Regions from separate parts of the Mus musculus genome. Here regions 1, 2 and 4 are each linked to region 3. Evidence: chromatin loops called from intact Hi-C (ENCODE). Cell type or tissue: heart. All regions are shown on one strand. Region 1 has its middle 31 kb from the start of Gm6551. Region 2 has its middle 11 kb from the start of Ephb3. Region 3 has its middle 59 kb from the start of Gm22741. Region 4 has its middle 11 kb from the start of Gm6557.

The links. Peaks named below come from ENCODE experiments on the same cell type or tissue, not always from the same donor. Only the 100,000 strongest peaks of a DNase experiment are listed, where the experiment ranks them.
Region 1: a loop joins it to region 3, with 7 times the contacts of the local background. A loop is called at or near these places in 21 of 42 quality-filtered maps.
Region 2: a loop joins it to region 3, with 10 times the contacts of the local background. A loop is called at or near these places in 15 of 42 quality-filtered maps.
Region 4: it touches region 3 in a loop (5-fold over the local background); 7 of 42 quality-filtered maps call a loop at or near these places.

Annotation. Positions count from the first base shown.
Region 1 is chr16:20,893,934-20,901,933 of GRCm38, forward strand. No RefSeq gene overlaps it. Among named protein-coding and RNA genes, the nearest start is that of Gm6551, 31 kb to the right of the region's middle. In heart, a CTCF peak has its summit at 2,032 (motif pointing left); no DNase peak of the experiment used is centred here.
Region 2 is chr16:21,189,384-21,197,383 of GRCm38, forward strand. No RefSeq gene overlaps it. Among named protein-coding and RNA genes, the nearest start is that of Ephb3, 11 kb to the right of the region's middle. In heart, a CTCF peak has its summit at 3,404 (motif pointing left); no DNase peak of the experiment used is centred here.
Region 3 is chr16:20,800,359-20,808,358 of GRCm38, forward strand. No RefSeq gene overlaps it. Among named protein-coding and RNA genes, the nearest start is that of Gm22741, 59 kb to the left of the region's middle. In heart, a CTCF peak has its summit at 4,349 (motif pointing right); a DNase peak (open chromatin) is centred at 4,343; H3K4me3 peaks cover 959 bases; H3K27ac peaks cover 1,460 bases.
Region 4 is chr16:21,070,158-21,078,157 of GRCm38, forward strand. No RefSeq gene overlaps it. Among named protein-coding and RNA genes, the nearest start is that of Gm6557, 11 kb to the left of the region's middle. In heart, a CTCF peak has its summit at 4,443; no DNase peak of the experiment used is centred here.

The sequences.
Region 1 (8,000 bases), 94 kb after region 3:
ACAGACAACAAGCAGACTTTCCAAATAGGATCAGGAAACTGCTCCATAGCTGGGTGCCAGGAACCGATCCAGATTGCCATCGCTCCTATATCTGTTACTCCATTCGCATATTATGGCCTCTATACCTGTTTTCTCTTTGATCAGACAAAAGATTATTGCAGAAAATGGCCAGACAAGTATGGGGGCTGCCCATACTGGTCTTGTGAGATACACAGGCTAGGGACATGGATTAATCATTTCTTCTATTGATTCTGCAAGACACTCTTCTGCATTCGAGACCCATGGGATCCCAGGTGGGAAACAGGAGTTGCTGGTAAGCTCTACTGCAAAACTCAGACCAGTTCTCCAGTAAGTACTATCCACATCCAGAGAAAATATGTCTCAATCGCCCCTTGTCTTATTAATCTCATCTCTATATTCTTTCAGTGACAAGTACAAAAAATTTCTAACCAAACTGTTAATCAGCTCCTGCTACAGGATTACCAGCCGCTGCCTACAAAGGAATCACTGTCCATAGAAGAGCCTGATTTAGACTATTACCAAACGGATTCCTATGGTGAAGACCAGATACACCCTGAAAAGTGATGACGCCCCTAAACAGCAGGAAGTAGCTTAAGAAACACAACGTCCTTATTCCCTCTTCACCATTGGTTTCCCCTCTCTTTTTCTTCCCTTCTTTTTATAATAACAAGAAGGGAGGAATGTTAGCACCAGGACACTCCAAGCTCCGGCCTTACTATGTGACCCTTGACCTGCGTTGCCAGGGCAATGACCCTCAATCCCACAATCCACTTGGCTCAGTTCTCACCCTCACTGGTGTGACGTCATTTTCTGTATAAATTAGGGGATCACACCTCTCTCTCTCTCCCTCTCTCTCTCTCTCTCCCTCTCTCCTCTTTCTTCTCTCCTCCCTCTTTCTCTCTTTTTCCTCTTCTCTGCCCTCTACCTGCTTCGCCACCCCCATCCCTGCTCAATAAACCTCTTCCATGTGGAAAAAAAAAAAAAAGAAAGAAAAAGGAAACAGTGTCCTGCAATTCCTTGGTTAGCCCTGAGGTAAAGAACTTTTTAGATATTAATCCTTTCATCTTATTTATTCCCAGATGAATGGTGGCATGAAGATCTTGAGCCAAAGTTCTGCCCAAAGTTTTTGGAAAATCTTTCTTCCATCTGTTGTGTGTTGGCATCCATTCTTTGTGTAGGAACTAGGCAGGAGTTGGTAAGCCTGGTCACCTTCTTTGGAGTAGGTTGTATGTTTAAGTAGGATCAGGTCTGGGAAGGTCACTCACAAATGTAGGAGAGGCTGTTTGGTGGCCTCCCTAGTCAGCAATCTGCTTTATGATTACTGATGGCCTCTGGGGTCTGTCCCTGTCGATGTCAGGGACAGTGTATGGTGGCCAATTTCTTTGGGAGCCATAGAACAGCTAGGAGATCTAGGATCTCCTGTTTGTTTTTGTCTTTCATTCTACAATCAATAGTCCCCTTTCATGATATATTGCCCTATGAATACGCACAGTGACAAATTCTTATTGACCATCAGTGTAGATATTAACCACCTCGTCCTTGCCCAACTTAAGCACCTCAATGAGGGCTATTAATTCTGCCCTTTGGGCCGATGTCCCATTTGAGAGGGGAGACACCCAGAATGTCTTATGCAAATCCACCACTGCTGGCCCTCTATATTTGATGCTGTCTTCCATGTAGCTGCTTCCATCAGTGTACATAGTGAAATCTGCACTGGGCATCTAAGTTAGCAGGCAGTGGCTGCTATAATCCTTAAGCAGTTTGGCCATCCTACTGCGAATGGGTCCAATTTCTTAGATAGGTAGGCCACTGGTCGCTGACAGGGGCCTGAGGTTTGTGTCAGTACCCCTTGGCAATGCCTTGACTTTCATCCACAAACAAATGGAAGGGCTTAGTCACATCAGGCAGAGCTAGAGCTGGGGCAGATAACATTGCCAATTTCAATTCTTGGAAAGCTTTCTCATTTTCTTTTGTCCATATGAAAGTTTCTTCCTGCCCCCTAGTGGCTTCATAGACTGGTTTAGCTATCTCAGCAAAACCTGGTACCCGGAGTCTACAAAAAACAACTGACCCCAGGCATTCCCATACTTGGCACCTGGTCTTAAGTATTGGGATGGCTGGGATGGTTTCTTTATGTGCTTGAGAAAGACTTCTTTGACCCCCTTAGCTGGAAACCAAAGAAGGTCACTTCAGACACACAGATCTGAGCCTTCTTGGCTGAGACCTTATACCCCAGTCCCTGCAGTGTTTCTAGAAGAGACCTGGTTGCTTCCATACAAGAGTCTACATCGGTGTGAGCCAAAAGCAAACCATCCACATACTGGAGCAAAGAAACCTGTGGCATAGTCTGCCTGTACTCATGTAGGTCCTGGCGGAGAGCCTCATCAAAAATGTTGGATGGGTTTTTAAAAAACGTTTATTTGTTTGTTTGTTTATTTTATGTGAGAACAGAATTACTGTCTTCAGACACACCAGAAGAGGGCATAGGATCCCATTACAGATGGCTGTGAGCCACCATGTGGGTGCTGGGAATTGAACTTAATCAGTGCTTTAAACCACCAAGCCATCTCTCCAGCCACTGTTGGGCGATTAAAAAAAAAAAATCTATGTGGCAGTCTCATCCAAGTCAGCTGTCTGCTGATTACATTCTCCAGGTCTTTCCATTCAAAGGCAAAAAGTATCTGGCTGTTCTTATATAGAGGAATGCTGAAGAAAGCATCTTTCAAATCCAAGGCTGTATAGATTTGTCTGTCAGGTGGTAAGGATCTCAAGAGTGTATATGGGTTTGGAACTGTTGGGTAGATATCTTCCACCCTTTTGTTTACCTCTCTTAGGTCTTGCACTAATCTATAATTTTGTCCTCCAGGTTTTGTAATTGGCAGCAGAGGTGTGTTTCAGGGAAAATGACAGGGAATGAGGAACCCATGATCACGAAGGCTATTAATATGGGGCCTGAAACCCTGGATGACTTCACCTAGATAGAGCTTAGTAGCAGCTTTCAGACCTATCAGAACCTACCAGAACAGGAGGCAAGTGAAAGGCCAGACCTGGAGGATTATTTTCAGACCATACATGAGGTATCAGGTTTATGTGTTCTTTTAGAAAGGGCAATGGGAGACTGTTATTCCCACAGCAGCTAGGAGAGGTATGACTTGAACTGCCCTCTTGTGTTGGGCAGGTATTGAGTCTAAAACTGGGATTGGTAGAGGCTCTTCTCTGTGAATTACTCCTAATTTAGGGAAAAGGAACACCAACATACAAACTCCTGATCATACATACTCCTGATCATCTGGCAGGTAGATGATGATATACCTGAGTACCAAAGAGAATTGATATATTTTGGACAGTAGGGCACTGTGGCAGAGATAAGGTATTAAAGGTTATGGTTCTATTGCAGTCTAGGGAGCTTAGCATTCCTACAGAATATCTTAGCACAGTCTGCTATGCCAAAAAAGAGATATAGAGAAAAGGTATGGGGTCCTGGCAACACCAGAGTAGGAGCAGCTGATGAAAGGTGAAGTGAAGTTACTTGGCAGGGTCACTGGAGAAGCTGTAAGTGGCAACTATGAGTTAATTCCAGGGGGTACACATAGCCAGCAATATTTAAAGCAGCCAGGTTGGGTGACATTAAGGAGTTGACAGGCTTAGGTCAGGGTCTGAAGCAAAAGGTGAAATGACAAGTTAATACCATTTATAAGAAGGAATGTCAAGGAAGTAAGGACCTTGGAGGAGTGTTTAATTACTTCTCCTATTTATTAGATTTCTAGAGGTTGGACAATTGAGACATATTTTCAACTGGGGACCCAGATTGGTTTTTACAGTAGAGCTTATCAACAACTCCTGTCTCCCATCTGGGATTTCATGGGTTTTGTACATAGAAGAAGAGAGTCTTGTGGTGTTGATAGAAGAAGTGATTGGTCTGTGATCCTAACATATGTATCTGGCAAGATGGCAGCCCCCATATTCATCTGGCCATTTTTTTAACAATCATTTTTTTGTCTGGTCAAAGAGGAAGCAGACAAGAGGTCATAATATTTTGATGCAATGGTGGATATAGGGATGATAGCAGTCTGGATTGGCTCCTGGCATCCGGCTATGGAGCAGTTTTCTGACCCTATTTGGAAAGACTGTTTGTTATCAATGGGGGTTTCTCAAACCTTGAATCTCCAGACTTAAGGGCTACACTGAATGGAAAAAAAACATCAGGGAGAGGGTGAGAAGCCCATGTCTAATCCAGTGGGGTCGAGTGCAGCTGCCAGAGTGGAGTCTCATTTTTCTGAGATTGGGGACAAGGTGGGTGGTTCCAAAGTCCACTTTAGAAAGGAGGGTCTTGTTGTCCTCGATGTGTAGGAAGAAGAGTCATTCTGAGGCAGAGGGGTGAGAGTTTTGAGGTGAGACAGGTGGACCCAGTGAGACCTCAAGTTTAGCAGCTGTGGGAGTCATGAGAATTACTTTGAAGGGGCCCTGCCATTTAGGAGAGAGAGGTGAGGGCCAGTGGTCTGCAGGGGAGAGAAGAACCTGGTCTCCAATGTTGAAAGGAAGTGGGCAGGGATCAGTGTGTGGCTGTGGTAGACTGTGGTCAGCAAAGTTCCATAGGAAAGAACAGATGTAACACAGTAGTGAGGTGAGTAGGTGATCAGGGATGGGGGAGTATTTGGGTGAAAGACCAGGAGTTAGGACCAGACATCCAAACATGAGTTTGAAAGGTGAGATGAAGAGGTCACTTGTGGAGAGGTCATAGCCTAAAAAGAGCCGGGGGTAGGAGTTTTACCCAGTCGAGGTAAAGTTCCCGTGACAGTTTGACAAGAGTCCTTTTTAGGCAACAGTTAGACATTTTTATCATTCCTTAAGACTGGGGGTGAGAGGAAACATGAAAATTCTAGGGGATGTTGAAGGCTTTAGATAGAGTTTGAGAAACTTGGGAGGTGAATTGGGGACCATTGTCTGACCAGAGGGAGGCTGGGACTCCAAATTGGGAATGATCTCTCAAAGGAGGAGATGAGAGACTGTCTGAGCCCTTTTGTAGTTGTTGGGGAGTGCCTCCACCCACCATGAGAAGGTATCCACAAAGACCTGGACCATGGCTTGGCGTGTTTGACAGTGGGCATGTGGGTAAAGTCAAGTTGCCAGTTGGTTCCAGAAAGGGACACTGTAGCCTGATGGGTAGGAAAAGGGATACTACAATATGTGGAGTTAGAGTCTGACATCTGACAGATTTTTGCAAGGGGCAGTGATAGATTTTTAAGAATTGTAAGTCCTTGGGAGTAGGCTGTAGATTTTTTTTGTTTGTTTGTTTAAAACAAAATAAGACTTGCTTGGCTGGCATGATGGGATAGAGTGTCAGGGGGTGAGAGAGGAGATGTGGGTTGTAGTGTAAGAATGTCCTGTGGTGGGTGAGGCAAGTCTAGACCCCTAGAGGCCGCAGCTCTATCTGCTTCGTTGGTGTGGTTGTTTCCCTTGGAGACAATAGAGTCATGTATCTGGTGGGATCTGCAGTGGACATTTCCAATAGCTGTGTGGAGATGGGAGGCTTTTCACATGGCCATAATTTGGTTTGTATTAGTTACTGATCCTCCTTTTGTCGTAAGTAACCCAAGCTCCTCCAAGATAGCAGTGTGGGTCAAGAGGATATGGAAAGCATATTTGGAGTCTGTATAAATGTTTAGGGATTGTCCCTGTGCCAGTTGAAAGTCAAGGAAAAGAGCTATTAGTTCAGCCTGTTTGATGGTGTGGGCAGGGAGGGCCTGTGCCTTAATGGTGTTGGTATTCTGTCTGGACTCCACCCCCACAGTTACCTGGCAATAGCCAGGTAGGTCTGGTCCACTATAAAAGGGGCTGCTTGCCCCCTCTTCCTTCTCTTACTCTTGTCTCTCTCTTGCCCCTTGCCCTCTTGCTCCCCCTCTCTCTTCATTCCCCTCCCTTTTCCATGTGGTCATGGCCAGCCTCTACTTCTCTACTCTCTCCCTCTCTCTGCCTTTCTCTGCCTCTACTACTCTCTTAACTCCCCTCCCCATGCCCTAAATAAACTATATTCCAAGTTTTGATGATATTCTATCATGTGGATGGTCCCTCAGGATGAAGGGATGCCTTGGCATAGGCCCATCGAGGCACTCCCTTCCCCCACACCTCACCACACCCCATAGAACATATTCTTATATCTCTTTATATTTTTTATAATCACAACATTGGCACTGTAACTCAGATCTAGAAACTCTGCAGGTTTGCATCCCTTCTCAGCTCAATCACCACAAGAGATCCATGCTCCCTTGTAAACCCCACAACCATCCATGGTCCCAGGGGAGAGTTCTTGAGCGTGGAGTTACCCCTGTACTACCCTGACCCTTGTTTTAGGACTCTTTCCTTGGGTGAGAATTCCCTCTCCTTGGAGAGTTTCTTTCTCAAGGCTGAGAATTCCAGGCAGGACCTGGACAACTACTCTCTGGTTCAGCAGCACCAGTTCTTAGCATTGGACTTTAGCCCCCATGTGTCGTGCCATTACCCCCCCCCCCAGCTTAGACTTTGCCTGAGAAGCAGGTTTGGCTCCACGCCCTGGTGGAGACCCTACTTCTTGCTGCCCTTCCCACCCCCTGCAAATGTGGAGAGTTTTAGCCTCTAGGGGGACTTAGTGACAACTTAGGCCTCTAGCCTGGCTGGAATTTTTGGTTATTGAATTATTCTTGGAACACTGGTATGAAAAATTCAGTAACTCCCCAATGGGTGCTGCTATGTCTTCGAACATATATTTTAAGGGATCTTCACACATACTGCCAGCAGTCTGGTAAATGGAAAAAGTCCCCTATGCCTAAGCGTTTACCTATCCACGTTCCCACATCTCTGGACTGTTCTCATGGCCTGCATGCTCAGTTTGTGTCACAAGCCTGAACCTGCCTAGACAAACCCATTTTCTGTCACCACGATCTTATGCCACTGCTGCCAACTTTCTTATCCTCGCCCTAGCCATATATCTCTTTGCTCATACTTTTTCAGACTTCTGACCACATTGACAGCTAAAAAAGCAAAGCTTTCACAGATGTAATCTCTTATCTCCTTACCTAAACTGTTTCCATTAATTAAATGCTTCATATTTCTTCTTCTTGCTATGCCACTGTCCTAATATTATCTGAGTTTCTATAAATTTGTCTAACTCTAATAAAACATTCCACTATACAATCCAACTTTCTAATCTTGTTTCTTCTGCTCCACAAAAGGCTCATCTTAAAGACTGTTCATGTTGTTAACTCATGTTGTTATCTCTTTCGTAAACTTATAAGCTACAAAAAACCTACTCAGATCTACTTCTCATGGACCCAATAGGCTCCATCCAGATAAGAACATCTGCCTAACCTAGTCCAGAAGATGGGATTCCTCTGGGTTTCAAATGTACATCTTAAGAAAAAATTTCCTTTCTCCCAAACTTACTTAATCTTATTCCCTACCTATAATAATAATTTTCAACATCTTGTCAAGTCCAGGCACTTACTACATCCAGGAGAGCTCCAGAGGGCCACCTTCAGATACCCTCTCAGACACAAACACTTCTTACTGGACCTGTTCCTTCTGACCTATCCTCAGAAGGCTCCCCAGACCCTGGACAGCAAGGAAGCAGCCAACTCTCCTAAGATTGGACAAACATCCCCCATACCCATCCCTCTAGGTTCCCCAGAGACACGTCACCCCAATGTCAGCATGAAGCAGCCAGATATCACGATGACACTATTCCTGCTTTGCCATCACCTCTTTCTAATTTTTTCTTTTTAAACTAAACCAAAATGGGGGAATGTTGGTATTCTGTCTGGACTCCACCCCCACAGTTACCTGGCAATAGCCATGTATGTCTGGCCCACTATAAAAGGGGCTGCTTGTCCCCCCCCCTTGTTTTTGTCTCTCTCTTGCCCCTTGCCCTCTTGTCTCCCCCCCTTTCCCTCCCTCCTCTATGTGGTCATGGCTGGCCTCTACTTCTCTACTCTCTCCCTCTCTCT
Region 2 (8,000 bases), 390 kb after region 3:
CACTAAGAAGAAAGCAATCCCAGAAAGCTAAGGCTCTTTCCCATAGATCCACTGGAGCCAAGACTGTGTCCAATTAAGCCACTCATCGGGCAGGCCCCTGTGTGACCAGAGTCAAAAAAAAACAACGAACTCTATATTCTCTGAGGCCAGCTCCCAGTGAGATGAGAATAATGACTTCTCAAGACCCCGTGAAAGTTTGTGAAGCAGTCTCACTAGGGGGTGCTGTGAAGACCTTCAGATCCTTCTGTAACATAATTTTTTTTTTTTTTTAGATTTATTTATTATATGTAAGTACACTGTAGCTGTCTTCAGACACTCCAGAAGAGGGAGTCAGATCTCCTTAAGGATGGTTGTGAGCCACCATGTGGTTGCTGGGATTTGAACTCCGGACCTTCGGAAGAGCAGTCGGGTGCTCTTATCCACTGAGCCATCTCACCAGCCCACATAATTTTTTCTTAAAGAAAAAGAGAGAGAGAGAGAGAGAGAGAGAGAGAGAGAGAGAGAGAGAATCTTAGTCACCTGCTGTTTGTGCATCTGAAAGCTGACTTGTCATCTTGAAACCTTGTAGGCTAAACTCATAGAGGGTTTGGCAGGGAAGGAGCTTGTTTGAAGTGATAGAGTTGGGAGGCTGATTTTCCTGGGAAACTTGGTCACTTCAGAAGGAAAGGGTGTGACATAATGCCTTTTTAAGGAAAAGAAAACAAAATTACAAGACTCTGCTGACTTGTACAAAGTCTTCTTTACTCTGCCATTCTAGGTACAACTGTGGGGTCTTCAGGCCAGTATTTCTGATAGACACTCACTCAGTACCTCCTGGTAGTGACTGAAGACCCCATTTCACCTGCACCCCTAGCCAGTTAACCATTCAAGAGAAAGAAGTACCCAGATGTACTTAGATGAAGTTTGGTAAGATGTATCCCAACCGCTGAGCCCATGAGTAGCCTCTGTCAGTACATTGTAGCCATGGTTCTATCATGCAGGTGCCTGAGTATCCAAAACACTGGCTGATGTCCCCACCCTGGTCATTTTATCTGCTCTTTCTGCACAACACAGATGCTTAACTGTCTCCTCTGATACTTTGTGTATAGTAGGGAGTTTGCCTTGGTCTCTCCAGGCTGCTCCTGAGCTAGGCTGATACAGTTTTCACTTGGCAAGCACACACAGGGCTGCAAAGCTCAAGTCCTTCTCCCTCTGTCATCTGGCTGGATAGGGGCTCATCAGCCAACAGCATAAAATGAGGGTAGGGTACTAGAAGGATGGCAGATACACCTATATTTGGTAAACTGTGTCATTCTAAGCTTACCTCGAACCATCAATGGATGTGATGAACTTACCAATTAGTAGATCTCATCAGTCACAGCTTCCAATGGATAATTTTGGCTAGATGGTCATTTGGTTCAAGGTCAAAATTTTCACTTTGTTTTACTTTATTGGATTCATATATTATTTAGTAAGGGCAGGGGGCATACATGTTCCATGACATGTGTGGAGGTCAGAGGGCAAACTGCTGGGGCAGTTTTCTTCTATCATGTGGCTCCTGGGTACTGAACTCAAGCCATCCATGTTGATATCAGCAGCTGCTAAGCAACCTTGTTGGCAGCTTGCTTTATTTTTGACACACAGGTCTCCTCCATAGATGGCTTGCTTGCTGGGTAGGGGTGGGTCTCAGTGTGAGGCTCCCCTAGAGCTTACCCTCTGCAGACATCTTTGCCCACCATTGAGCACCTCAGTGCTCTAGTGTCTGTTGGGTCTAGGTTCAGCTAACAGAGCTGTTTGGAGACCCTAAGAGAGGGCAGTCCAGACAGCAAAGCTCTTGTGAATGCAGATGGAGAAAGAGAGAAAAAAAAAAAGAAAAAAGAAAATGGAGCTGCTCTCTGCTGGATCCTCATGCCATTTAACCTTTTTATTTTTACATTTTATCACCTTTATTTGAGGGTTGTTTTGTTTTGAGCCAGGATCGGCTGGATGGCCTGGAACTCACCTTAGACTTGTTGTGACCCTCCTGTCTCTGCCTTTCAGGTGTTGAGATTGCAGGTCTGGGTTATCACACCTGGCTTATTTTGGGCCTTTTTTTCCCCCATATCTGCTCAATGGCAAGTTTCTTCAGGGCAGAATCGGAATTCCAGCTCCTCTGCCTACTACTATTTGAGCCTAGACAACGCACTTTCCACCTGTGAGGCTTATTGTCCTCCCTTAAGAAGCTGGGACAATAATTAGCCCACAGTGCAGTGGTGAGCAGTCACAGGGCCGTCTCCAGAGCCATGCTCATTCTTCTCGCCTCTGACCCTCTAACAAAAGCTCCCGGACTCCAGTCTCAGCACCGAGTAAATCTGCTAATGTGCCAGTGGGTATAGACGAATGCATGTAGCCCTCGGGGGAGCATGTGGTTAACACGTGTGCATTTTAATGGGGGTTCTTTTACAGCGGTTCTAATGCTCCGTGGATTGTCTGGGGCCGTGAGGGTTGTTCTCTCAAGTTGTAAACTCGCTGCTACTGGTTCCGCCTTCTTCTGAGTCTGCTCTACAAGGAGTTGGGGGTGTGGTGCATGCGCAGGGTATGCACGCACTGTTTATTTGGAAAAGCTTGATTACGTTTGGAATCACCTAGGAGACACATTTTGAGATTTGTGAGGGTGTTTCTAGAGAGGTTTAAGTGAGGAGGAAACACACTGGTTGTGGGTAGCACCATCAAATGGACAATGGTCCCAGACCAAATAAAAAGGGGAAAGAGGGGCTGGAGAGAGATGGCTCAGTGGTTAAGAGCACTGACTGCTCTTCCAGAGGCCCTGAGTTCAATTCCCAGCAACCACATGGTGGCTCACAACCATCTGTAATGGGATCTGATACCCTCTTCTGGTGTGTCTGAAGACAGCTGTAGTGTACTCATATACATAAAATAAATAATTGGGTTTTTTTTAAAAGGGGCAGGGGAAGCTGAGCATCTTTCTCTGCTTCCTGACTGCAGATGTGATGTGAACAGGTGTCTCACACTTCCTCAGCTGTGTCTTTGCTGCCATCACGGACTGCACTACTCAAACAGAGCCAAAATAAGAGTTTCCTCTGTGGGTCACATCTACGAAAGAAAATAATACAGTATATATTGTTCACTCGATGTGTGCATGTAGTTTATATGGTGCACACATGTGCATAAGTGTGGTATGTGCACAAATGTACAGGAACAGGAAAGAGCAAGCCTCCTGGGCTGCCTCTCTGAATTCTCAACCCCCCTTTCAACTTCCCGTGGACAGTACCCATGCCCTGACCTTTGTGTGTTAACAGTAGCTTACAGCTTTATGCTCACTGAAGGTGGAGCTCGCTCTGCAAGGACTGAGAGAAGAAGAAAAAAAGCAGTGAGGCTAAGAGCAGCAGGAACAGTTTCCTTGCAGCAGTGTTCTAGTGCCCTCTAGTGAATTTTCTCTGAATTTCTCATGGCTTCTAGTGGCTTTGAATCCAAACAGTTCTACCCACCAGCGGTTAGTCCTTCCTCTCCTGGCAACTAGTGGGACTCAATAGACCCGAGCCTGCAAGAAGCTATGTGGAGGGCTGATGTGGGGGAAGCAGACTTGTCATTCTCTTGGCAGAAGAAATGCTTCAACCTCATCTCTGTAGAAAGAAAAGGAAGAAATAAATATTTACATGGTCAGATATTTTTAGAAGCGGTTTGTTGAAAAAAAATGCAGTAAAATATGAAAGAAAAGGGTGGGAGCTGGGGGATGGCTCACACTGCTCATGCAGGAGATCAAAGTACAGTTCTGACCACTCTTGTTGGGCAGCTACAACTGACTCTTTAGGGCTCTATAGGCACCTGAACGCATCATGTGTACCCCCATGAAAACCTCAGCAGGGACGGGAGTGTAGAGCCCAGCCTAGCACCCCACACCCAGGAAAGTTGCCATGCCCATGGAGCCAGAGGCCAGAGTTCCTGTGAGTGAAGACAGTCTTCAGTGATTTGCATGAGATTTCTAAATGGAATATGACTAAGGTTATGGACACCTAGCTTAATTTGGAAGTGTGTTATTCTTGAGACCCCTGGATCACAATTCCCTCACTTTTATCCCTCAACAGCTGAGTGACCATGAATGTCATCTACCTGTTGGTCCTGTGAGTGGGCAGAGGCAGGAGATACATGAGGTGAAGGGGAGGAGGAGGGGGGGGCATCCTCAGCTCTGCTCCTACCAGGTAATACCAAGAAAAAACAGGGCTGTCTTTGTGAATGTGTAAATGTGCACCAGCTCACCCCAGACATGCCATGCAGACCTGGAACCAACCTCCTAAGTCCTGCTGCTGCTGTCAGGGTTTATTATGGAAAGAGGCAAGATCACACTTTCTTCTAGGGAGCAAAGTAAGGGTCATGGCCACTGTTGAGGTGGGTACTATGGGAACCCCCATTACAGAGAAGGAAACTCTTTTTTTTTTTTTTAATTTATTTATTATATATAAGTTCACTGTAGCTGTCTTCAGACACTCCAGAAGAGGGAGTCAGATCTCGTTACGGATGGTTGTGAGCCACCATGTGGTTGCTGGGATTTGAACTCTGGACCTTCGGAAGAACAGTCGGGTGCTCTTACCCACTGAGCCATCTCACCAGCCCGAGAAGGAAACTCTTAAGTGAGCATGCCTAAAGCCCCTGGAAGCCAAGTACAGGACTGGAGTTAGAAAGCAGAACTGTCTCCTGGAATACTCAAGACAAACCACCACCAGCTAAGACAGAAAATACTCCTGACAAGTCACTGTGTTCTTTCTATTGGTCCCCGCACCTTTCCTGTCTCCCCACAGCCACGGCTATGAATCCAGTTTGTTACTGCAGACACGTTTACTGTTACTGCTGCAACCCAGCGTGCTTCTGGACCTTCCACAGATACTATTGCCCAACGGAAATCCTCCGGCAAAGTCCTCTTTTCTCTGAAGTGTTCTCGGCGTAAGTTGACCCACTTGAGGGTTGTCAGTGTTTGCTGTTATCTTCACTTTGTGATGCTTTGGGTACCTGCTCAACTTCTGAGCTAAGCCTCCAGCTCGTTGATGGTTTTTCTGAAGCCGTGACCTGTTTAAGGACCTTCAAGTGGCTGGCAGGACTTCGTTTGCCGATAACGCCGCTACATAGGCAAGCACCCTGGGCCATGCAAGAGCTTCACACAGGTACACATCCAGGAGTTCTCTCTGGGTTTGCAATTTACTCTCATGTCAGCAGCATGTCAATTCTGCTGGTCCACACTCTCTCAATACTGACAGATCACGTAGACAAGCCAAACCCTTTACACTGCTTAATAGCTCCTTGTGGTTACAAAACAAAATAAAACAAAACAAAAACAAACAAACAAACAAAAACGCTGGAGAACGGTGGCACAGGGAATCACGTGTGGGCTCTGTTTTGGGTAATCCCAGGCTCAGCAAGGTCCAGATGGAGGTGACTGTGCTGCTGTTGATAGTGCACCATATCCTGTGTAAAACATGACATAGGGGACAAAAGGGAGCAGGGCACCTTTGGAAAGACTCATTGGCCAACTCAACCAACAACCTGCTCCAAGGCATCATCCGTTTGTCTTTAACCTTTATCTGACTGGTGGTGAGTAAGGAGTCTGGACTGGGTTTGCCTACGGTGGTTGCAGTTCAAGCCGGTTAGTCCGGTATAATTATCACTAGCATCTCCTTTGACTCTTTGAGTGTTCAGGCTTGAAAGATGATTTATATAAGTTGTCCGCTAGAGATGGGGCAGTTCAGCTCAATGCCTCATCCAGCGATGCTTTGCTGGGGTTCATGTCGATCTGATGGTCTCACGGAGCCCACGGATGCAAAGCACAAAAGATATAAGCTGGAGTCTTCGGAACTTCCCACCGCTGGAAAGGCCAGGCGCCATTACTGTGGATTCCAGCCATGCTTTCTTTCTAGTCTCTTCTCCTGCACCCAGGATTCCACCCTACTCTGGGTCTCCTCAAAGCAAAATGCATCCTAGTCCCCAAACAGAGCTCCTTGCCAATTCTGTCCTGAGAGCAATTCCTGTGTGAACTGTGCAAGGGACGGTCAAGCTCTGTGACACCTGGAATAACAAAAGGATCCTTTGTGAGAAGTGGGCTCCAGCCGACCGCATGCAGATGGCTGGGCATCCTCTGACACATTCCTTTCTACACACCCACCCCTACCCTGTGCATGCCCCATCCATTCAGTTCAAGACAATCTGGAATCCTCAGAAACAATCAGGCTATTTGATCAACCTGAAGAGGAAGGTCAGGGTGGCCTTCCAGCATCAAAACTTCCAGAAGGAATGACATGACACAATGGGAGATGTGTGGGAGTCTGTTCCGTGTGTCAGCATTCCATGGTCCCCTTCTAGTGTTGTGTGTTCATGGAACAAAGGCTCGTCCTTAGAAATAAATCCACAAAAGATTTCCAGTTAGGCAGCCTCAGAAAGCTACGCTCTTACTTTGACGAGCAGGTCCGTTGAGAATTTTTCTTGCTAGTGAAGTTTCAAGACTCTTCTGTGGGTCATCAACTCTCAAAAAGAGAAACCCCTTGAACCTTTACTGATCTAACCTCTCCTGATGTTGTACTGTTTGCTTTTAAGGCTCTTGAAGAGAGAGGGATGGGTGCACACACATGAGCAGTGTATGTATCCATATGCACATATATGTATGCTCCGTGTCACCATAATTACTCTCTCAGGAACAGTGGCAACACTTTACTATTTTTGATATTTCCTTTCATGTTCTAGTTGTTCAATACTTTATTTTTACATAAATAGGCGAATCCATCTTCCAGTTGTGGGGGTTGCGCCCCAGAATAGACTGGCCAGGGAACTCAAAAGATACTGTTGTCTCCTTTTGCTATCTCCATTTCAAACAAGTTTCTTTTGTGTTTGGAGGAGGTGGGCAATGCCTAAATAAAACACTTCAGTTTGGGGGAGGGGGCAACTCAAAGGTCTTTCCCCTGCGTCCCTCCATCACTCTTAAGGCTGTGCAGTAGGGTAAGGCTGGGACACAAATGGCTAAGAATGGGCTAACTTTGGTTGGGCCTGAGCTGCCTATGTTTGGGGATCAGGCTGTGATTATGTAGTTGATAAAGGAGAGACTGCTTTGAACAGAGGGAAACAGTAGCCATGATACTCAGAGCTAATGGTCCATAGGTGCTATTATTAGCTCCATTTTCTGGGACAGAAAACTAAGGCTTAAGGAGATAGCATGACTTATTTAAGGTTGCATTAATAATGAGTAAAGGCATATAAGCCCACTTAATTTGGCTGCAGAGCCCACATTATTCTTGTGGAGTTTGAAGTTCCCGAATGTTGAAACAGGATCTTGCTGTGTAGCCATGGCTGGCCTAGTTCTCACTGTCCAGTCCTGGATAGTCTCAGACTCAAGGCAATCTTGTTGTCTCAGCCTCTCAAACACTGGGATTACAGACCTGAGTCACCACTCCCGGCTAAGTCATCTGTAGCAGGTAGTTTCTATTACCCTGCTTTACGCTCTGGGCAGACCAGATGAAGAACACACATATACACACTATTTTATTTTTAATATGCATTTAGCTCAATGGCCAGGCTCTTCTAAGTCTTCCTTGGCTAGTGTGCCTTTCTTTTCACTACAGCTCAACACCTCCAAATCTACCTTCAGCTTAGTTGCCCCATTATCTACTCCTGCTCAGCACCCTAAATCTGCCCTCAGTTTAGTTGTGTTTCTAATCGCCCATCTGGTACTCCAGGCTGAGTCAGGTAGGTTGCCAATGGCCACTCCACCAAAGATCTCATATGGCTGGTGGCTCTCTCTCTCTCCCTCCAAAGCATGGTGAATCCTTTCCTCCTTCTGCATCGACTAACCTGCCTGCAGGAATCCAGAAGTCCCGTCTCTTCTGCCCAGCCATTGGCAACTAGTATCTTTTTTGACCAATCAAGAGCCAATTAGGGAACAGGATCTTCAGCGTTCACATACAGATCCCCAGTCAGAGCATCAGCATCACCTCCTACAGTCAGCACTCCTGGCTGGGCCCACATCTCTATGAACTACCTACCCA
Region 3 (8,000 bases):
GTGTTTGGGAAATGACAGGCCCTTTCCCTTATCACTGTGGGCAACCAATTTCATCCTGGTCTTAAGAAAATGGTCACTAACCTCGCTTGTGACTCATGGCTCAGTATCCTGTGCTTATGTGGATAAAAGGTCACATACACAAGGTAGACAAGGGAGATACAAATGCTGCTTAATAGCTAGAAGACATGGACCAGTGGAGGAAAAGTTTACAGTTGAGAGGAAGAGGAGACTGGGGAGGAACAATATGGTTGTCTGAGCTGTAAGATAGGGTGTGTCCCCGGGTTCCTTCAGGGTCACACCGTTGTTCCCTACATTGGTCACTCCATCTAGTAGACTTGGCCTTTTATGAAGTTTTCTTTAGGGAGCTGAATGGGCTCAAATGGTTTTAGAACCTGCCCCGAGCTGGAATGGCATTCGGTTCAAGTTCCAAGGCCTGAGAACCAGGAACTCCAGAGTCTAAAAGCAAGGCTTGTCTGAACTCATGAAGGGAGGATTTGACTTCCTTCTGCCTTTTGTTTTATTAGGGCCCCAAGGGACTGGATGACACCTGCCCGCATTGGTGGCTATGGGTCCTCCTCTTTTCTCAGTGACTGATTCCAGGGCTAGTGTCTTCTGGAAGTCCACATGGCAGCTCACAACTGGTTGGCGCTTGAGTTCCAAGGGATCCAAAGTCCTCTTCTGGTCTCCATGGGTAGCAGGAGGTGGTGAACAGAGACCCAAGTAAACATCTATACACACAAAATAAAATTAAAATGAAAAAAATAGAGGACAACCAATGGCTCAAAACAGTGGCCTCTGCCACTGGCCTCTGTCCTTCCCCTTCTGCTTCCAGGGGGCATCTGCTTTTCATTCACAGAGCTGATTGCTTTGAGATTGCATAAGTGTGCAAGTGTGTGTGTGCGTGTGGGTGTGTTTATGTGTGTATGTGTAGGTGTGTGTGTGTGTGTGTGTGTGTGTGTGTGTGTGTGTGTGTGTTTGTGTGTTGGGGAAATAATGGTTTTTTTTTTTTTTTTTCAAGTTTTGTAGCAGGCCAAGATCAGGCCTCTTCATGGGGAGTATGGATTTCAGAATATCTAGGTCTTCCTTCCTGGGCTGGTTGAGAGCCTCTTCCACTGTGCCCCCTTGAGGGTCTAAGAACTGGATGCCAGGACTGAGGAGGTAGGGAAAGAGGCTAGAATGAGGCATATGCAACTTCTAACTCCCACCTGATCCATCTTCCCTCAGTTGGCCTGGGAGGCTGTTAGACATTCTTTGTTTCAGCCGCTCAGGAGGAAACCATTCCATTTCTCTGTCAAAATGAGGAAGGATTGGACAGAAGTCATGGGTGGGCTGAGACTGAGCCTTACTCTTTTTTGTTTTTTTGTCTCTGTCTTAATCAGACTTCTTTTCCTTCTCTTGGACGTGCCTGGGATAATTTTATTTATGGGTATAAACACAATTGTTTTCTACTTTCCCCAGGCAGGGGACTGAGTTTTCTACATGAACTGTCCCTGTCTCACCGAGGTCCGGCTTCTAAGTGTTGCTGTCAGCATCTCCTCCTCTTTTTCCTTATGGATGTCTCATAATATATTCTATTTTTTTTTTTAAGAATTTGTGTTAAGTTTGGAACCCAGGGCTTTGTACAAGTTAGGTGAGCATTCCTCCCTTGAGCTCCCTTCCATTCTCCTTTTTATTTTTATGGAATTAAAAAGATTTATTTTTACTTTATCTGTATGAGTCTTTTGCCTGCATGTACATATGTGCACCACATGCATGCCTGGTGCCTACAGAGGCCAGAAGCAGGTGTTGGATCTACTGAAACTTGGGCTATAGTTATTAGGCATATGTGGGTTCTGGGGACCAGAAGTGGCTCCTCCCAGGGAGTGGCTGGTGCAGGGGCACTTGCTGCTCTTGTAGAGGACTGGGGTTCCATCAGTTTCAGCCCACCCTCACTCCCTGAGCACCGGGACCCCCGAGATAGCTGGGCAGGGCCAGAGCTCAGCAGTAGTACTGAATTTGTGTTCACACGTGCGCTCTGCAGCCTTGAGCCACTGCTGGGAATTTCTAGTGTATACTGCCATAGAAGGCTGACTCTCTTCTGTGTTCTTTCTGGGGCATAAACTGCAGCTGGCGATGACATTTGTACAGTCTTGCCGGCTACTAAATCACAGTGGACCACACAAATGGCTGGTCTGGTTTGTTCTGTGAGACCTAAATCAAAGGGACAGGCTTTCCTCTTAGGTATTAGGGGTATACATATCATATGGCAAGTTGGCAGGGCCACCCCAAAAGCACCAGGATTGGCATCTATCCCCTGTTACTTTGTGATAACACGAAGAGAATCGCTTCAAGTAAGTAGAATTCCTTTCAGTGGACCTTGCTCAAAAAGAGGTTCTACAGCTCTCTATTCATGATTGGATCATACTGAGAGCAATGTCTTTGTTGGTGGCTCAGCAGGGTATGGGGATGGTAGTGATTTTGCTAAGGGCCTCCTATGACAAGCAGTGAAGGCTCTTCCTTGTGTGTTTGCAGAGCATTGGTCTTGCTTCCCAGAACGCATCACATCTGCTCTCGGTGTCAGCCACACAGTGCTGCCGATAAGGTGCAGCCACAGATAAACTCCTCGTCTACGACCTTGCTGTTTTGCAAACACACCAGTTATTTTCCCATACCAGAGCGTTTGCACCCCTCTTCTGTCTCCCCATGTCTCCTCTCCTTCAGACTGAATTCTACACCAGCACTATTGATGTCTTACACCCAGAGACCACCAGGAACCTACCTGCCAAGAAGCCTGGGTTTATTGCTTGTTGCAATGAAGGGGAACACAGCCCGGGGCACTGTGGATGTCTCAGGAAGGGGGAGTCCAGGAGGCTTAGCAGGGTTGGACTTGTTTTTGTCTAGATCTAGCACAGCTCCTTGTCTGAGCTTGATGTCCTGTGCGGTTGCTTATATTACAACAGGAAAGCACCCAGCTTTCCTGGGAATGTCCTCCTTCCCTCTGAACTGTATAGCAGGAATGGCTTTCTAGGCCCTGAGCCCAGTGCAGAGAACTGAAACTGGGGGAGGCGTGGCAACGGGCGTTGAGTGAAAGCACTTTGAGTGGCCCAATGAGGGTGTATCCAGCTGTTCAGCTTGCAGTCTCACTTCTGGTAGCCATGCCAGCTCTCTCAGGCAGACCAGGTCTGGTTTCCCATTTCCTGGCATGGTCACAAGGTCTCAGCCAGGCTCCTCCCAGTGCTATAAAGGCTGTGAGGGCAGGGTCATGTCCCCCTCCTACCCCCAAACAAAAACACAGAACAAAGCATACAACTTTGGTTTGACTGCAAGCACAACTTGGCAGTGCGTGGACTACATGCGGGGCAGAGGCTCCAGACTGTACTCGTGTTCTGTGGCCACACAGGATGGAAAAGCATGAGGCAGAGATCCATCAACACTGGTCATAAACACCAGCAGACAGTGTGGGCATGCCTGTGGTTCTTTGGCCCCCATGTGGGGCCCGAGCTTGTGCATACCATCTGGGGCCTGGCTCTTCTTAGAAGAGTTTTATTTATCTCTGTTATCCAAGGCCTAGAGTTGCTGACAGGCTTGTAGGATTCAGGAAAGGGCCTAGAATAGGTAACCACTAGCATCAAACATACAGAAGCATCTGGGCTGTCTGCTTCTCATTATCTGATCCTAATCTCTCATCGGCCTGTTCGGGGTTGGAGAGATGGTCCAATGGCAAAAAGCACCAGCTTCCCTTTGGGCGGACCTGGGCTCGGTTCTCAGCATCCTCATTGTAGCTAATAATCCTCTGTAGTTCCAGTTGTGGGAGTCTAATACCCTCTTCTGACCTCCTTGGGCACCAGACATACATATGATGTGCAAGCAGACATGCACACGGAACACCCATACACGTAAAATAAACACATGTAAAATAAAAGGAATAAGCGGTTATAAATCTTACTTTACAGACAAAGACACAGATGTTGTATAACTCGTCCAAAGACACACAGCTCATGAGGTGCCAGATAAGATTCAGACCCGGGCCTGCCTCGGTCTTGGTTCTCACAGTTCTGTGGCCTCGGTGGAGGGGACTGGGCATTTGGGTGAAGGAACCGCATTAAAGAACACTCTAGATCATGAGGACTTGAGAGCAATTGCTCAGAAGGGCCGGTAGGAAGTATTCTGAGCTGGGTTAGAGTACAGAACCTGTCCCCAAAGAACAGGAAGAGAGAGGACTGCTCTGGACCCTGCGTTAAGCGGATTCCTAGGCAGCCTGTGCTGTTTCATAAGTCTCAGACCTGCAGGGTTGGGGTGTGGAAACCTTGACTCCTCCTTGATCTTTTTCTTAGCTGAGAGTGCCGCAGCTTCCTCTATGGCCACCAGGGGGAGGCGATACCCTGTAACTGTCTGCAAAAGCGAGCCACTCCCGGTCCGGTTCAGTCTCTGGCCACTATGATTTTCAGTCCAATTCTGCTCCAAGGAAGGGGATGCCTGGTTTAGAGAGGCTGGCTGATGAGGCCTGGTTTGCATGTCGTGGCCTTCACGTTCAAAGAGTAGTTCTCTCTCTCTCTCTTTCTCTCTCTCTCTCTCCCTCTCTCTCTCTCTCTCCCCCGCCCCCCTCCTCCCCGCACTCGGGTGGGGGAAGGGAAGAGAGAAACATAATACTTGCATTTCCACTGTCTTAGAAGTTTGTTTCACTGAAAGCCGCTGGCCCTTTGATAGTGTTCATGTGTTAAAACTCCCAGAGTTTTGTAAAATATCCTCTTCCATATTTAGTAAAAGACAACATAGGACGTCCCTACTGACATGATTACCACGAGGCTCTTCCTTTTCAGTCAGGTTGGTTCACTGAATTCCTGCTGTGGCTTCCTAACTGTTACAAATATGTAGCAAAAAGAAACAAAACAACCCTAGGGAGCCGGCTCATCAGAGAGGCGCCAGCTGCTCAAGTCAGGTGGTGGAGTTCAGTCCCTGGAACTCCTGAGAAAGGCTAGACATAGTGACACATTTGCAATGCCAGAGCTCCTACTGTGAGATGGGAGGTGGAGATGAAAAGTCTGTGAAATCTCGAGGGCCGAGAGTATGTAGCAGGGCAGAAACCAGAGAGAGCCAGCTCAAGGTTGAAGGTGAGAACTGACTTTCCAGAGTTTTCCTCCAACTTACATGCGCATGAGCACACACACATACACACAGAGTGACACACGTATCTACACAGACACACACAGGGTCACAGAGAGACAAGGACACACATATACACACATGCACATACACGTACCACATGTACACACACATACACACAGACATTTACATAAATGTACACACACAGATATTTACATATATGTATACACACACACAGACATGCGTGCGTGCGCGCGCGCGCGCACACACACACACACACACACACACACACACACACACGTACACCAACAGCAGCAAAAGACAAACTAAAAGATACAGCTGGGATCTGGATCAAAATGGGTATTTGTGTGTACTGGAAGCAGATAAAAGGGTTTGCTGCTCAGAATCTAGAAGCATTAGAAGGCCCAGGCACAGCTCCCAACAAGTGCGCCCGAGGTGCTCTGTGCAAGACAGAGAGCAACAGTGAGGGTTCTCGAAGGCAGCGGTGAGTGACGTTCCTGCCAACTGTAAATGGTGGCTGAGAGGGAAATCTCTGGTCATGTTGAGCCAAGAAGATAAGGTATGTGAGAATGAAGACCCATTGCTGCTGGGAGCTGAGCCAAGCCATCCCTTCAACTGCCTGAACCTGGGATGTCCTCATGTTCCCCTGGAGGCCCAAAATGCTGTGAGAAGACCTGGTCTCTACCAGGCCCAGGATCTCAGTTCGAGAGAGTTGGAGACAGAGTGAAAAAACCAACAACAGAATCCCTCGAGGGGACAGGAGCACAGAGCAGTGGCCTGAGGGTAAAAGTGTCATGACGAAGCCCAGTATTTTGTAACTTAAAAGTTTAACTGGAAAGACGAAGAAGAAAAAACCAAAAACAAAACCCAAAACCAACTGGTTGACGATTGTCTCAGCTCTGTACGGAGGCCAGCATGGCCACAGAGACATGCTTGCCCCGGAGAAATCTCAGGTGCAGACTGGGACTTTATGGTGACTGAAATGTAGCTTACCACATGACCCGAAGCTCCCTTGAATGCTGGGACTTGGTGTTGAGGTGAATACTGGAAGGCACTCAGCTAAAAAACTTTATATTCGTGAACACAACATCAAAACTGGTAGCCAGGTACTTTAAACATTAATATTTTGAGGAATGAGGACTTCTGTCAAGTCAAGTGAGAGGATCCGTTATTTTTTTTTTAACTTCTTATTGATTGTTTGTGGATTTCACATCATGTACCCCAATCCCTCTCACCTCTCCCTCCCCTCATACCCACCCTCTGCAAACTCCCCCACAAAAGAAAAAAACAAAACAAAATAAATAACGACAACAATAACAGAGATCTCATTGTGAAAGTTGCAGTGTGTCACTTGTGCCCTATACCGTACTCCTCTGTCCACACATCTTCATTTGCCAATGTTCCCTGCAGCAGTGAATTGTTGGTCTGGCTCCAGGCCTCTGGTTTCTGCTACACTATCAGTACTTGATCTTCACGGGACTCCTCTCAGACATCCTGTGGTTGCCCGTGTTTTGAGATCCTGCAGCTTTGGATTTGTAGCCTTGGCCTCTTCACGAGCTCCAGCAGTTGAGGTGGGCCAACTCAAAGTCCTGGATCTGGGCCTGGGCAGTAGCCGAGGTCGTCAGCTCTCCAGCTCTCCTGTACCTGCACTACCAGGTTGAGTTCCCCAGTGCTTCTCTGGCTAGCTCACTCTATGCTGCAGTTGGCAAGAGGCAGTGCTAGCCCTCCTGCTAGCATGCCCTTCACGCTCATTCACTCACTCCCCTCTCACCAAGGCCAACTCTACTGTCCTGCCCAGGCACTGGGGCCTTCTGACCCAAGTGCCGAAACTGGTGAGGGTAGGGATAGCTTTCCTGCTTTCATGACCTTGGGGCTAGCTCTCCTGCCTGCCCCACCGGAGTGAGGTGTGTGTGTGTGTGTGGTCATCCTTCCTGTGATCACAACACCTCATAATATCATAATACACTTATCTTGTGGGATCACATTTACTGTGTGACATTGCTTGAGGAGACATGAACAAACATCTCTCCACCTCAGATAAGGCAAATTGGAAAGAAAGAAGTCCATGAAATGTACCCAGTGAATCAGTGACTTTAATTACTACACACCTGGGCATAGGTGAGGAGTTACTCAAAGGAGCCTCAGTGACACAAAGGCAGCCATGTCACCGAAAGCCCACTCCTGCCCACCGTGTCCCACCAGTCTCCTTAGCTGCTTTTGTAACTTTGGGGAAGGGTCTTGGATGTTTGTCCTGTACCCTCAGCTTCATTAGCTCCTGAGTCTTGTGAACCTCCCTCCTTCCCAGAGTGACTGCGGTTGTTGTTGTTTAAGATTTATTTATTTTTATGCACGTTGGTGTTTTGCCTGCAGATACGTTTGTGTGAGTGTACCAGAACCCCTGGAACTGGAGTTGCACACGTGAGCTGCCATGTGGGTGCTGGGAATTGAACCCAGGCCAGAGTGACTGTTTTAATTTGAAGCAGATAGCTATAAAATGTCTTCACACTTGTGCTCCAGGGCAGCAGAATAGATGCAGATGTCTTTGATGATCCGGACAAGATTCATTCTTGCTTCATCATCCAAGACTGAATTGAGCTGGTCAGAAGAAGGGAATTTTTCCCCCAGTGGCTTCCAGCCTTTGAGTTGCACACGGCAGTCTGACTTAAGCCTTTTGTCTTGTTCCATGTGTGTAATTTGGGACTTACAGTGCCTCTGGTTTATACTCTTTGCTGAGTCCACTGTTGGAGGAGGGTGGGACACAAACCAGCTAGGAGAGAGATGAGCTGCACTGATAAAGGTCATAGAAAGTTTGTGAAACAGAAATGTGTAGTATTAATTTTTTTTTTTTTTAAGAAATCTCAGGTCTGGAGAGATGGCTCAGAGGTTAAGAGCACCCA
Region 4 (8,000 bases), 270 kb after region 3:
CTGCCCAGTTGATGTTAGTGATATTTAATAGGATACTATATGTAATAAACACTTGATAGATGGTAGTAATTATTAATTTACTTATGTTTTTATTTAAATGTTATTTTCTGAGAGTTTCATACATGAACATTGTATTCATATTATTTCCTCCCCAATATTTCTCACCCCTCTCCTACTCCTACTGTGTCCTCTTCCTCTTCCTTCTAAAATTATTATTGTTACACCCAGACACACATATAGAAAAGGGCATAGGAGGACATTGGTGCTATGGAAGGGAAGATGGAAATGGGAGGGGAGGGAGAAATAATGATGCTTGAAAATGCATACAGAAGGCTGGAAAGATGGCTCAGCAGTTAAGAGCACTGACTGCTCTTCTAGGGGTCCTGAGTTCAATTCCCAGCAAACACATGGAGCTCACAACCATCTGTAATGTGATCTGATGCCTTCTTCTGGTGTTTCTAAAGACAGTTACTCACATACATAAAATAAATGAATAATAAAAAGAAAAGAAAAGAATGCCATACAGAAACATCCTATTTCATGTTTACTTAAAAATGTGTGTGCGTGTGTGTGTGTGTGTGTGTGTGTGTGTGTGTTTTAAAAGAAGTTATACCACTTGGGGTAATAAAGATCCCTACTAGAGACTATTTAATAAAAGCTCCAGGATCAGGCCTGGTGTCTTAGTTTGGGTTTTACTGCTGTGAACAGACACTATGACCAAGGCAACTCTTGTAAAAACGTTTAATTGGGGCTGGCTCACAGGTTCAGAGGTTGAGAGGTTCAGTCCATTATCAAGGCAGGAGCATGGCAGTGTACTGGCAGGCATGATGCAGCAGGAGCTGAGAGTTCTACATCTTCATCCAAAGGCAAACAGGAAAAGGTTAGCTTCCAGGCACCTAAGAAGAGGATCTTAAAGCCCACTCCCACAGTGACACACCTACCCTAAGGCTAAACCTCCAAATAGTGCTACTCCCTGGGCTCAAACATATTCAAACCACTACACATGGGAATCTTCTCTTTGAGTTCTTGGTCAGGGGAAACCAAAAGTTTCAAAACAACACATGCTTTTGCTGCTGCTCTTGGCTCCTACCAGAACATGGAGACCCTACTGCTGAAGACACACGCATTTCAGACGCAGGACTTGGAGAAATTGAGCTGGAACTGACCTGAAAGCTGCTTAAGCCTAGCTTCCCGGTATGATAATACTTATTTATCTTGGGAGGCATCTAGATTTAGATTTCAATAATGTCCTAGGATCAGAACTCGCAGGATTCACTTAGAGCCAGGCTCTGTGAGTAATCTTAGCACTTGGGAAATGGAGACAGCAGGATCCTGAGTTCAAGGCCAGCATTAGCAAGTCTGAAGCAAGCCTGGGCTGTGTCAATCTGTGTGCAAAGACAAGACAAGACAAAACAAGACAAAACAAAACAAAACAAAACAAAACAAAACAAAACAAATTCTAATCAGCACTAGAAGAGTAGGAATCCTTTGCTGAGGAAAAGCCATGGGAGCAACAAGGTGGCTGTCTACAACCCATGACGCTCTCACCAGAACACAGCCATGAAGCCTTCAGGTATATGCTGCTGCTCTGAGCTTGGACTTCTTGCCCCAGAACTTCAAGAAGTTACCAGCTTTCGTTGAAGACCCATTCTATGTCATTTTATAATCGAGTCCCTTGTTGACAAAGACAGAATTTTAACCATGGACCTGTTCATATAACTTAATTTCAAGTCCCTGTAACAGAGACAGGTTTTTTGTTTGTTTTTGGTTTTGTTTTTGTTTTTGTTTATTTTGCTTCTAGGAGTCAGAGGGGCCCAGCCCTTTGCAGTGTGTGAAACAGACTGAGGAAAGAGATCACATCTCATCAGCAGAGGTGAAGTAGAAACTTCTGGTTTCTTTGGAAAGTCAGGTATGTCAAACAATGTTTTGCCAGGGCACACAGGTGAAAGGATATTTTGCTAAAGCAGACATGTAAAAGAATGCTTTCGTGAAGCAGATACACGTGAAAGGAAGTTTTGCTATAGCATACACATGAAAGGATGAGTAATGTTTAGAAGAAATATAAATATGACCCCACAGACAGTGGGAGCTCAAGCATTGGTTCACTTTGCTGAGGACACACATGTACTGGTTCACCTTACATTGGATTGTTAAGGTCACTTGTGGGGACTTCATAGAGAGAAACTTGCCAGAGAACTTCTCATGAGGATCCTATTTCTTGTCCCTGCCTTAAACTCAGGTGGTTGGCAAGTCTTAAGGTTTCTTCTGGGTTTAACTGCAGTTGCTGGTTCATGTGAGGTGTTTGCTGAGTGGACTGGCCTGAGAACAACGAAGCTGGAATCACCCACAAAGAACTATTTCTAAACAGTATTCCCTTGTATTCTAATAACCTTTCTTTTCCCCTGCCTCTGGGGAGGATTGTTGGCTAGAAGAGAACCCTTATTAAAGCAGATGGAGAAAAACGTATGCCTAAAGAAGTGTGTCCACTATGGTGGCAGAGCATGACAGAGTATCTCAGATAGCAACCAGAGGGACCCCAGACCAGTCAGAGAGACACACTGTATGCACATTTGGAAGAATTGAATTTGGCTTGATGATGAAGGCACTTGTGTGTGTGCGTGTGACCACATAAGAACACACTCTTCCTAAATAGCTTATGTCAAAGAAGTTCACTCACACAGCAACCTGTAGAGTTCTACACCAGGTCATCACAAGGGAATCTTAGCACCATACCAGAGATGCCTGTTGTGTGGATGGACAATCAAGGAGGTAGGGCAGTGCTCTCTAAGCTAGGCACAGAACACAGGTCTGCTGATCTCTAGTTTTACTTCTAGATTTCTCTGAGTATTGCAGTGCTCTCTGTAGTACTCTGTGCAGCTCAACAGTGAGTGAATTAGAAAAGGATCCAAGTTCAAGTCCTACACAGGGTGTGATCCCGTCACCTGCTTCCCACAACTAGAACCTTAGAAATAGCTGTCCTTCCCAAGACAACTACAAAAGCTAGAGACAGCAAACCCTTGTCTTAGCACTGAAAGCTGGACTTTTATTATTAAAAAGTCACATAGGAGGGCCGGGGGTCAGCTGACAAAGAAAACGGAGTGGAAGGAACAGGAGCAAGTACTGGATGAAGATGAAGGTGATGGAAATCTGCTATGTGCATGTATGAAGGCATCACAGTCAAGTCCATTGTCCTGTATAATGGACACATACTGACAAGGATATACTGTCTTGCTTTGTTTTGTTTTCTGAGACAGGGTCTTTCACAGAGTTCTGACTGTCCTGGAACTCACTATGTAGACCAGGTGGGCCTTGAACTCACAGAGATCTGCCTGTCTCTGCCTCCTGAGTTCTGGGATTAAAAGTGTGTGACTTCCAGCAACAATGACATTTTTTTTTAAAAAAAAAGGGGGGGGGGTAGAAGAATAAACAGAGAGAGGGGTGCTTTGCTATGGTGAGATCACCCACAGGGGAAAGGAAACTCACAGATCAAGCTTGTGGTCCAGTTTCAGAGTGCCGAAGGGAGTCACCCATGGCCTACCCCCTGCCACCGTGTCTGAATCACCAAAGAAGAGTCACACTTTTCAGTGGCTGCTGGAAACAAAGGGACTGAAGTGTTTGCCACCCAGCAAAGTGGACCCTTTCCCTAGGCTGCTGCTTGCTTGGGAGTGGATACTGATTCCAAAGTTCTACAAAACGTTCTCAGTTCTTATTCCATGTAGCCCTCATGTTGGGAGAAGGAAGACATATTCTCTCTCAAATTCATCCTCAAAATAGTAATTCCAAACAAACTGATGGAAAGCACGTAATGTATAAAGCAAGGGTGGGGGGGTGGGGAGGCAAAATGGATAATATGATAGAAGCTGTGGACCACAGAATTACATTCCCAAGCTGCTGGGCTTATTCAATATAGGCTAAGTGAAGTGTTGCTGACTGAGTCCATGGTGATAAGAGCTGAATTTACATTTTGATGTGAGGATATGAAAAATTCAAAAGCAACATTGGAGGTTTTGTGTGTGTGTGTGTTTGTGTGTGTGCGTGTGTTTGTGTGTGTGCGTGTGATGAGCTACTGAGATAAAGAACTGTAGACAGTGCAGCAGCCAACAAAGAATTCACATTCAGCCAAAGGGACCATTCAGAATGCAGAATAGAGAGGCATAAAGACCCCAAGGGCAGGATGTTAAGGTGGTTGACATCTTTCACTTTATTGATCTACAGGGCTGACTCAGTTCCTGTGGGAGCCCATGCAGCCTCCGGGGGTTCGTGGGGTGTGCATATGGAGGTGCTTGGAGAGTCCTTGCACCAAGAATCCTTCCCCTCACCTCAGAAGGCTGGTTCAGACCCGGAAGCTCCTCCCAGGTCTCTCGGTTCTGTGAAGCACACCTATGCCCTCTAGTGGGAGGATTTTTAATTTCTCTGAAGTTCTGCTGCAGAGGGATTCTGTCCCTGCTGTAGGCTCTCTCTGGGTGGTCCTCAACTCAAAAGACGTGGAGCCTGGGGCTCAGCGAGGCAGGGGCAGTCTTGCAGGAGTCCAGCTTGGGTCAGAAACAGCTGGGCGCACAGAGGTCGCTTCTTACCCCCACCCTCACCCCCTGCTCCATGCTGTCCCTCTGTCTTTTCAGTCCCCTCCTTCCACACAACCTGCTGCTTGGGGGTTTCACTCTCCTGGGAGATGTGGAGGGACAAAATTTCCAAGCCCTGCCACCAACTGCTTCACTTACTGGAAATCCTCTACTTCGAAAAAATGCGGAGCCCACAAAGATTTGTGAGGAAATACTGGAAGGCAGGCTGTGGAGGGGATTGCAGTTAATATTTAAACTTGGTCCTAAGTCCCAGATAGTTTCTAGACCTGGAGGATGGACCCAGGAGGTTGGACTTGCGAGTGTGTGTAGATAAGTGCATGGGTTCCTCCCAGACTCTGGAAAATAACAAAACAAAAAACAAAACCCACTTCCAACTCATCAGCCTCCGTGGGCTTCACGATCCAGAAACCAAAGCAAAGAGAAGGGGAATGGGAGGAAAATCACGGTCTTCAAAGTGGAGAGAGAGAGACAGAGAGACAGAGAGAGAGACAGAGAGAGAGAGAGAGAGAGAGAGAGAGAGAGAGAGAGAGAATATATCTTGAAATGGGTATAGCTGAATAGGTGGTTTACTCTGCAAGTCCCCAGCACTGAAAAATAAACTAAAGGCCATCACAGATTACACTTACTAGAGATGGATTAAATTCTCCTGATTGGAAAAGAGAAGGCTGCAGCTGCAGTGATGGTTGAAAGACTCCAAGAGGAGCCCCTCGCTCAGGCCTCAGGACAATAGTGGACACCCAAGAACTCACGACAGACTGAGCTTGTTGCAAACCACATGAGGCTTTATTCGGAAAGCCAGAGCTCTGGGGACGACTCATATCCCACGCAGGGGTAGAGGAGTCGACCTCGAGGGGAAAGAGTTCCCAGTTTTTATAGGCCCTCAGGGGGGAAAGGAGAAGGGAGAGATTAGGGGCTTTCCAGATCTAAACAATGTCTATTCTCAAGAAATGGGTATGGGAGGGGTACAAGAAAAGAGTCTAATGAAGGTGCAGCAATGGGCACACACCTGGTCAGAACATTGGCAGACACACAGGTTCAAGGAGTGGCCAGAGCATTGTGCACCTCTATTTTTCTAAATCAGTGAAGCTAGTTCTGCTAACACTGACATCTATCTTGCCAATTTCAGGGCTTCTGTGTCCTTTTACATTCTGCCAGGATCTTTCATGGTCAGCTGTCAAGAGCATGGTCTGCTCTTACAGAGAATCAGAGCTGGTCTTAAGGGCTGAGCCATCTCTCCAGCATCAGCCATTCACTTTCAACAACAGTAAGTTCTTTAAGCCACATCATGGTACAGTCCTGGCTGGGCCATACATAGCCTTAGCTCTTTAACTGTCTCCTTCCTCCCTGTCAAGCAGACAAAAGACTAGTTCTTACCAGGGTGCTACTGGCACATACCTTTAATTCCAGCAGTAGGGAGACAGAGGCAGGCAGATCTCTCTGAATTTCATACTAGCCTGATTTACAGAGTGAGTTCCAGGACAGCTAGGACTATGCAGAAAAGCACACAAACAGAACCATGCAGTTCTTAAAGCATGCTTTAAAACTAGAGGGATAAGCATGCCCTTAGCATGTACGAAGCTCTGAGTTCTGTGCCTAACCCCCTCCTCTCTCTTGCTCCCTCTCCTCCCCCTCCCTCCCCACCCCCCTCCCCCCTCCCCCTGCCAAAGCATAAATCAAATTTTAAACATATACATGTGTTTGAAAGTCTTCAATATCTTCTTGTTCTCAAGAATTCCACCTTCATTCTCTGTCCAGTTCCCTATCAGCTGCCACAATGGCTTTCTTGCACACACGCACACACATACACGCACAAACACATACATTCTCTCTCTCTCTCTCTCTCTCTCTCTCTCTCTCTCTTTTTCCCTCCCTCTCTCCCTCTCCTCTCTCTGCATTGCCATTGCCCTGCAGCAGGGAATCTGTCCAGAGCTTGGGTTTTTCTCCTCCAGGAGGTTTGCTTTGCTGGCCCAGCCCAGCTAGACTCAGGCCTTTGCCTGCTTCTCTAGTTACCATTTGTTTATTTCCAGCTTAATGTTTACGACGATCCTTAAATATCTTGCACATTTATTTTATTTTATTTCTGTTTCAGCAAGTGGGGTTTTTTTTTATTCTTATTTTCTTTGAGATGGTCTGTCACTCTGTAATCTAACCTGGTCTTAAAGTCTTGATCCTCCTGCCTCAGCTTCCTGAGTGCTGGAAACATAGGTATGACCGCCACATACAGAATTTCTTGTCTTTCAGATTCTTGTCACTATGTAAACTCATCTTTCACATCCCTTGTCTCAGTGCAACTAAGCGTTAACATAATGTTGAAGAATGGTGACTGTGGCAAGCATTCCTTCCTGGTAGCTGATACCTAGAGAAATGGTCTGTGAGCCCCATGGCTTTAACAAGAGTTGCTGTAAATTCTGGGGAACACTCTCTGTCAAACCTCAGATTCCTTCCATTGTAGAACATAGTGGTGTACACTTTAATTCTAGTACAGGGGAGGTGGAGGTGATAGGCTCAGGAGTTCAAGGCTAGCCTCAGCTACACAGAGTTTGAGGCCAGCCTGGTCTACATAAGACTGTCTCCTGGGTTACTTCTCAGCTGCACAGAATTTCAGGCCAGCATGGACTACATGAGACTGTCTCCTGGTTTACTTCTCAGCTGCACAGAGTTTGAGGCCAGCCTGGGCTACATGAGACTGTCTCCTGGGTTATTTTGTCTTTCCAGTTTCTGCTATTCCAACCGGTCTACTTAAATTCTCCTTTTTATTGTAGTTAATTGTATTTTTTAGAGATAATTCCTCTAGATGTTCAAGTAGGCTGCCATGGAGTCTTATGTAATAATGTCTTATAATTATTTTTCTTTCTTTTTGAATCTGCTATTATACTGTTTTTCTATTTTCTACTATTATTTGTGTCTTATATCTTTCATTGTTTTATAATGGGCTACCTACTTACATTATTAAAAATTAGCTGCCAGGCAGTGGTGGCGCATAACTTTAATTCCAGCACTCAAAAGGCAGAGGCAGCTGCATTTCTGTGAGTTTGAGGCCAACCTGGTCTACAAAGTGAGTTCCAGGACAGCCAGGGCTACACAGAGAAACCCTGTTTCAAAAAAAACCTAAAAACAAACAAACAAAAAAACCCAAAAAACAAAAAAAGCGTTGGGCTGGGCCTAGTAGTGCTAGCCTGTTACCTCTGCTACATGAGAGGCTAAAAAGAAGTCCAATGGTTGTTGTGGTCAAGGGGAGAAGAAACATTTCCCTTTGTTCAGAGAGATATGTGAATACTTGCAGGTGGTGTTCTGGGCTGCCAGTAGGTGGTTACTGTATTGTTCAGAGAGAGGGTAAAAAGTAAGCCTTGGTGGGCCTGGTGAGGCATGGCATGAAGATGCTTGGAAAGATGAGGCAAGAGGACCATGAGAAGGAAAGGG